Regions from separate parts of the Mus musculus genome. Here region 1 is linked to region 2. A link is a loop called in an ENCODE intact Hi-C map of the cell type or tissue named here. Cell type or tissue: left cerebral cortex. All regions are shown on one strand. Each heading gives the region's core, and the rest is flanking DNA. Links, peaks and the distances in the headings are about the cores only. Region 1 has its middle 2.9 kb from the start of Gm36909. Region 2 overlaps Gm36857 (a long non-coding RNA gene).

What was found. Hi-C counts contacts between places; a loop is a spot of excess contacts. Peaks named below come from ENCODE experiments on the same cell type or tissue, not always from the same donor. Only the 100,000 strongest peaks of a DNase experiment are listed, where the experiment ranks them.
Region 1: a loop joins it to region 2, with 7 times the contacts of the local background. A loop is called at or near these places in 5 of 42 quality-filtered maps.

The regions. Positions count from the first base shown.
Region 1 is chr2:71,651,345-71,654,258 of GRCm38, forward strand. No RefSeq gene overlaps it. Among named protein-coding and RNA genes, the nearest start is that of Gm36909, 2.9 kb to the right of the region's middle. In left cerebral cortex, for the core only: a CTCF peak has its summit at 1,301; a DNase peak (open chromatin) is centred at 1,141; H3K27ac peaks cover 102 bases.
Region 2 is chr2:71,597,299-71,600,212 of GRCm38, forward strand. All of the region lies in intron 1 of Gm36857 (a long non-coding RNA gene), which reads left to right. Among named protein-coding and RNA genes, the nearest start is that of Gm36857, 7.4 kb to the left of the region's middle. In left cerebral cortex, for the core only: a CTCF peak has its summit at 1,705 (motif pointing right); DNase peaks (open chromatin) are centred at 824, 1,291 and 1,715; H3K4me3 peaks cover 393 bases; H3K27ac peaks cover 280 bases.

The DNA of each region.
Region 1 (2,914 bases), core at 292-2,791, 54 kb after region 2:
GATAGTATTTTGAAAGCTAAAAAGCAGAATGTCTTCTTGACCAGAAAATGGAGTCTCTAAGGTTTGTGACTACAGTGAGCTGTCTTCTTAAGCCACCTATCCTCCTACACAGCCCTTCCTGAGTGATAAGTCCCAGAGTTCCAAGCCACCGACCTACTTCTCAAGAGAGGGACCTTTTGGTATCTTTCGTTTAACCATCCATATCAAATGTTTTCATTCAAACATTACCCAGCATCATGATTTGCAGTCAAAAATTATGGTCCGTATATCTGATGAGACTTGCAGCCCTTATACCTTGGTACAGCAGCAGTATCAAGAGAAAACTTCCTAGGAAATTGGGATAGTTGTCATAGTCATAACTAAATAAATAAAATGTAAAATCCAAAAGGGAGGGGGGGGCCTGGAGCAGCCACACCCACAGGGCAGCTTAGGGATGGGGCAATCAGGCTCCCCCCCCCCCCAGATCAGCTTCCCTAGACCTCTGAAGGACTTATTGCCGGCAAACCCCCAGGGCATTCCTTCTCTTTGAAATAATTTCAGGATTGCTGTCATCAATACACGGCTCCCTGCTGCTTGCTTCAGCCTGTCTCTCTCTCTCTCTCTCTCTCTCTCTCTCTCTCTCTCTCTCTCTCTCTCTCTCTGTGTGTGTGTGTGTGTGTGTGTGTGTGTAATCACCTAGACAGGGATTAGCAAGAAACTATTTAAGAATTCATTTGATGGTTAATGATGGAAAATCCCAGGATTTAAAAGGAGCGAGCAGGAAGGGGAACAAAAAGCCTGACTGGTTTTCCAGAGAGATGCGAAATTCTTCATCTCTGTAATTTAAGGTCTTGAACCCTACTGTGGGGGCAGGGAGAGAAGTAGAGGCCCTGAACGCAGGGAGGTAATGTCACATCTCTGATCCTTTGGTGCAAGCAAAGAAACCTGATGACGAATAGCCTATTTCCTCTTTCCCCCACCTAAACCTGTCTCAGGCTTTCCCGTACTCTGCACTTTGCAGACCTCAACAAGAAAGGCGGCTCCCTGCCAGCCCGGGCGCCGATATGAGTTCAGGCACTGGAATGCGGCAGATGGGAGGGACTCCCAGGTTGTTCTCCTTGTGCAAATCCAGATGGCCAGAGGGTGTCTTCCCAACTGAGTTCCCTCACCCACCTCTTCATTTATTCATCCTCTCTCTTCCCTCGTTTTCTTCTGACTTCTCTCAAAAGCCTGACAGCTGTCTCTCCCCCTCCCCCCCAGCTGCCTCTACCAACCATCTTTCTAAGGCTTCTGTCAAGGCCAGCCATTGCAGGAAGAGGGCAGCATCTTGCTTTGAAGGTTCTGGCCTAGCATAACAATCAGCATGTTTTTGAGACCCACTTGAGGATCTGGGCGTGGTGGGGAGGGATCAAGTGTTTGGCCTATCCCAGGGGATATTAGTCACCCAAATTATGTCTCAGGATTGAAAAGATTATTAGACAAGTTCACACATGGGGAGTGGCTGGCAGACGGGCCACTCCTTGTTGAAGCTTGAGGTTTGGGATTCTGATTTGCCTTCTTTGCATGTTTTCTTTCCTTACATGAAAATAAAGCCTTCAAGAGACACGCTGGGAAGTTTTGGGAATGCAGTTTCCTTAAGGAGGTATAACAGTGAGGATACATGCATATGCAAATGTTACCATAAAATCTATTATTTTGTATAACAACTTAAAATTAATAAAAATAATTAAAATTGATTTTAAAAAGAAAAAGAGAGAATGGAGAATAAAACAAAAAGGTAGACATGATTAAAAGAAGTCAGAACAAATCCCTCCCTCATATTGTCTCTATGCTAATGGGACCATCTATAGGTGGACTGCAGAATGGGTGTGTACATGTCAGGACAGACTGGAAAGCTGCAGAGGAGGAGGAGGAGGAGGAGAAAGAGGAAAAAGAGAAGAAAAAGGAGAAGAAGGAGAAGAGAACTTAAGGAGACCAAAGGAGTCAAGGGGCCCCAGGATAAAACTCCAGCTTTTGAAAAATTGTATCTGTTGGTAGAACATGTCACTGGACTCATCAGAGGCCTATGGTGAGTCAGAGGCAGCCATGGGCCCAAAGGCTGGGCTTGCCAGGATCTTCGCCGAATTCCAGAAGCCAAGAAAGGACCTCTCTGAATGCTCAAGAGGCAGAGATGGGGATCCCTGGAGTCTGCTGGCTGACCAGTCTAGCTGAATCCTGAGCTCCAATGACAGATGTGTCTGGAAAAAGAACATAGTAAGAGATGGAGGAAGACTGCCTTGACTCCCACTTAGCCTACACACATGTGCACATGTTGAAGCGGAAGCTTCCCCCTCCAACATCGTCTAATTCTTTTGCCTGCTTGTGGAGGACAAGAAAGGGTCGAGTGTGTCTAGATCTGTTGGTTTCTGTTTTGTGTGTTTTTGTGTATGTGTTTAGAGCTCTGTGAAAATCTAGAAAAACAAAGGTAATTCTCATAGGTGCTTTATACCCTGACTAGAGATAGTTTACACCTGAGATAGTTTTCCACACACGGGCACACACACACTCTGTAAAACATATACCACATACATACGCATAATTTCCACGAAAGCAAATTTTAAATGTTCCTATCAATACATATAAAGAAAATGCAGGAGTTACAGAGACAAAATTTGGAGCTGTGACAAAAGGATGGACCATCTAGTGATTGCCATATCCAGGGATCCATCCCATAATCAGCTTCCAAACGCTGACACCATTGCATACACTAGCAAGATTTTGCTGAAAGGACCCAGATATAGCTGTCTCTTGTGAGACTATGCCGGGGCCTAGCAAACACAGAAGTGGATGCTCACAGTCAGCTATTGAATGGATCACAGGGTCCCCAATGGAGGAGCTAGAGAAAGCACCCAAGGAACTAAAGGGAACTGCAACCCTATAGGTGGAACAACAATAT
Region 2 (2,914 bases), core at 244-2,743:
AGCTGCCTTATAGGTTCTGGGAATTGAACCTGGGTCCTCTGCAAGAGCAGCCAATGCTCTTAACCACTGAGCTGTCTCTCTAGCTCCTTTGTTGTCTTTCTGAGATAGGCTTTCATGGCATGTCTCAGGGTAGCCTGGAACGTGCTTTATAGCAACACAGGCTGCTCTTGAACTCCCAACTGCCTTCTTGTCTCAGCTTCTGAAGGCTGGGATATTACCAGTGTGGCAATTATGCCTGGCTTGTTTGTGTTTTTTAAAAGTCACCTTCTGAAAAAGATGGACATGGTGGCTATGCAACCCCAGAGCTTGGGGTGTGTGAGGAAGAAAGTCAGAGTTCAAGGCCAGCTATAAACCTCAGCTATAAAGAGGGTTCGAAACCAGCTTGAGCTGGGTTAAGACTCAGAATAAAAAAAGCAAGTAACTATGGTCTGGGCAATTAAGAGTCCTGGCTGCTCTTGCAGAACACCCGGGTTTCATTCTAGCACCCATGTGGCAGTGTACAACTGTCTGCAATTCTCCCGTTCCAGAGAATCTAATGCTTGTGGTGTACAGACATATGTTCAGGCAAAACATAAAGATAAATAAATCTTTAAAAACCCAAATAGCTAAATGAATAAGTAAGCAACTAAACCAAGTCCATATTCTGGTAGGTCTGCATCTTTGTAGGGACTTCCTGCTGGAGCTTCAAATCTGGAACTTGAGTTTAATCTGATCCATGCATGGCTTCATCTAGTGGGTAGATCCAGGCTTTTCCTCCCATAGGCGATGGCCTTTCTTAACAAGACAGATCTACATTCATACACACAAAACACAGTTTCGGATTTGGAAAGAGTCCCCTTGCCAGTGAAAGACACGTGAGTCTCTCTAGCCTCATGGTGAAATTGTGTTCAGGGTCACCTTCTGTACGAAGCTGCAAGCCTTCTCTCTGCTGGTGCCCGCCATGTGCTCACAGACTTTAGGACTCTCACTCTTTTCCAAGTCCTAGCTTTAAAAAACAAAAAAAAAACCAAAAGCTTTGTGAATTGTTTGAGAGAATCAATTACAGCACCAGACTGGCTGGGTTTGTTCCACGGTTCTGCCAAGCTAGTTGTGTGACTCAACCAGGTTAGTCTCTTTTGCCTCGTTTCTGTCTGTTTTTGGCAAGGGAAGTATTTGGGAGGGAGGAGCGACTGAGACCTGTATTGTTGTGACATAGTGCCTGCTACTCAAATGTCTGACAGTGTTCCAGCTAGAGTTGCCAGTTCTAACCAGCAGAAATTGACTCCGTTACCTTAAATGGAGAAGTGGCTTTATTGGAAGGATCGTGGGCAGTCAGAATTTACAGCATATGTGCAGAAGCAGAAGCAGGAAGTGTGTGAGAGGGGGAGCAGACAGTAGAAATAATCAGATCCGAACATTTGCGGCATGGCCAGGACACCATCGATAGCTCCCGCCTCCGGTGTTTCTATGCTCCCAATCTTTCTTAGAGGAGCCTCTTGAGATTCAAAATCATTGGCGATCCTCTTCAGTGGGCTGAGCCCACTGTTAGGGAAAGCAGAGCTTCGAAGCCTTTGTTTCTGTGTTAGAAATTGGGATGTCTTATTGGGGAGCGGGCCACTCATGGTAGAAGAGGGTTAGGATGCTAGGGAACAAAACTCTCTCCAACCGCTCTACCTAGGCATTGTGATTGCTGGGCACTCCACTGTCTAGTAGAATTGAGATGCAGTGTGCTATCCCACCAGTAGGTGTCACCCTTTAACAAGTGTGACCTTCCCCTCCCACCTCAGCCCCTCAGAGGCCATCTGCACAGTAAAGAATGTAGTGGCATTTCCGCAGCTGATCCCAAACTGGGGTGCCCAGTTATATTGGGTCTCTCTCTCTCTCTCTCTCTCTCTCTCTCTCTCTCTCTCTCTCTCTCTTTCACACACACACACACACACACACACACACACACACACACACACACACACACACATGGATTCAGTTCCCTCAAATGAAACCCGCTGTCTATAGTTTGTTACCCCTTTAGTATCGTCACTTGTCTGGCAGTAAATATGAATATATAGTAAGTTAAACCTGATGGGAAAAATTCAGAGAGAGTTTACTGGCTTGGTTTACTGACTTGTTTTTTTCATGATATGATTTCAGGGTTGTGATATATATCGCTTCTATGAAAAATAGTACTTTCCGAGAGAGGTGCTTTCCTAGGTCATGATGAAATCAGGGGGAGCAACAAAACACACCATGACCCAAGTGCTTGGTACTGCCCTTCAGATTGTGAGACTGATATGTGGCCTGCTGGACTAAGAGGGTCACTTGGTATTGTTCTGAAAGCAGTTAAACCACAGGTTAGCCGGGGAGTTCACTTTTCATTAGGCAACGGGTACTCAGCATAGTTCTTTTTTTTTTTTAATTAGATATTTTCTTTATATACATTTCAAATGCTATCCCGAAAGTTCCCTATACCCTCCCCCCGCCCTGCTCCCCTACCCACCCACTCCCACTTCTTGGCCCTGGCGTTCCCCTGTACTTCTTGACCAATGCTAGGTTCACAGATAGTCTTTGAACAGAAGGCGAATAAGCACGCTGCTATGGCATTGCTTTTCTGGTACCCACAAACTGAGGCTGATGAACTTAACTCCAAGGTTAGCTGGTGTGTGAGCGAGCTTTCTGTGACTATAACAAAATACTTGAGATAAGCAAGTTATTTAAAAAAAAAGACAGACTCACAGTTTTGAAAGTTTTAGTCCAAAATTAGTTTGTCCTGTTGCTTTAGGAAGCAATGTATCGTGAAAGGAGTGTATGGTAAAGAACAGTCTACATGGATGAGAGAGAGAGAGAGAGAGAGAGAGAGAGAGAGAGGTGGGGATGCATGGGAGTTACAGTAGAGCAGGGTTGTCCACTTTATGGATGGGAGAGAGAGCATTCATGTACC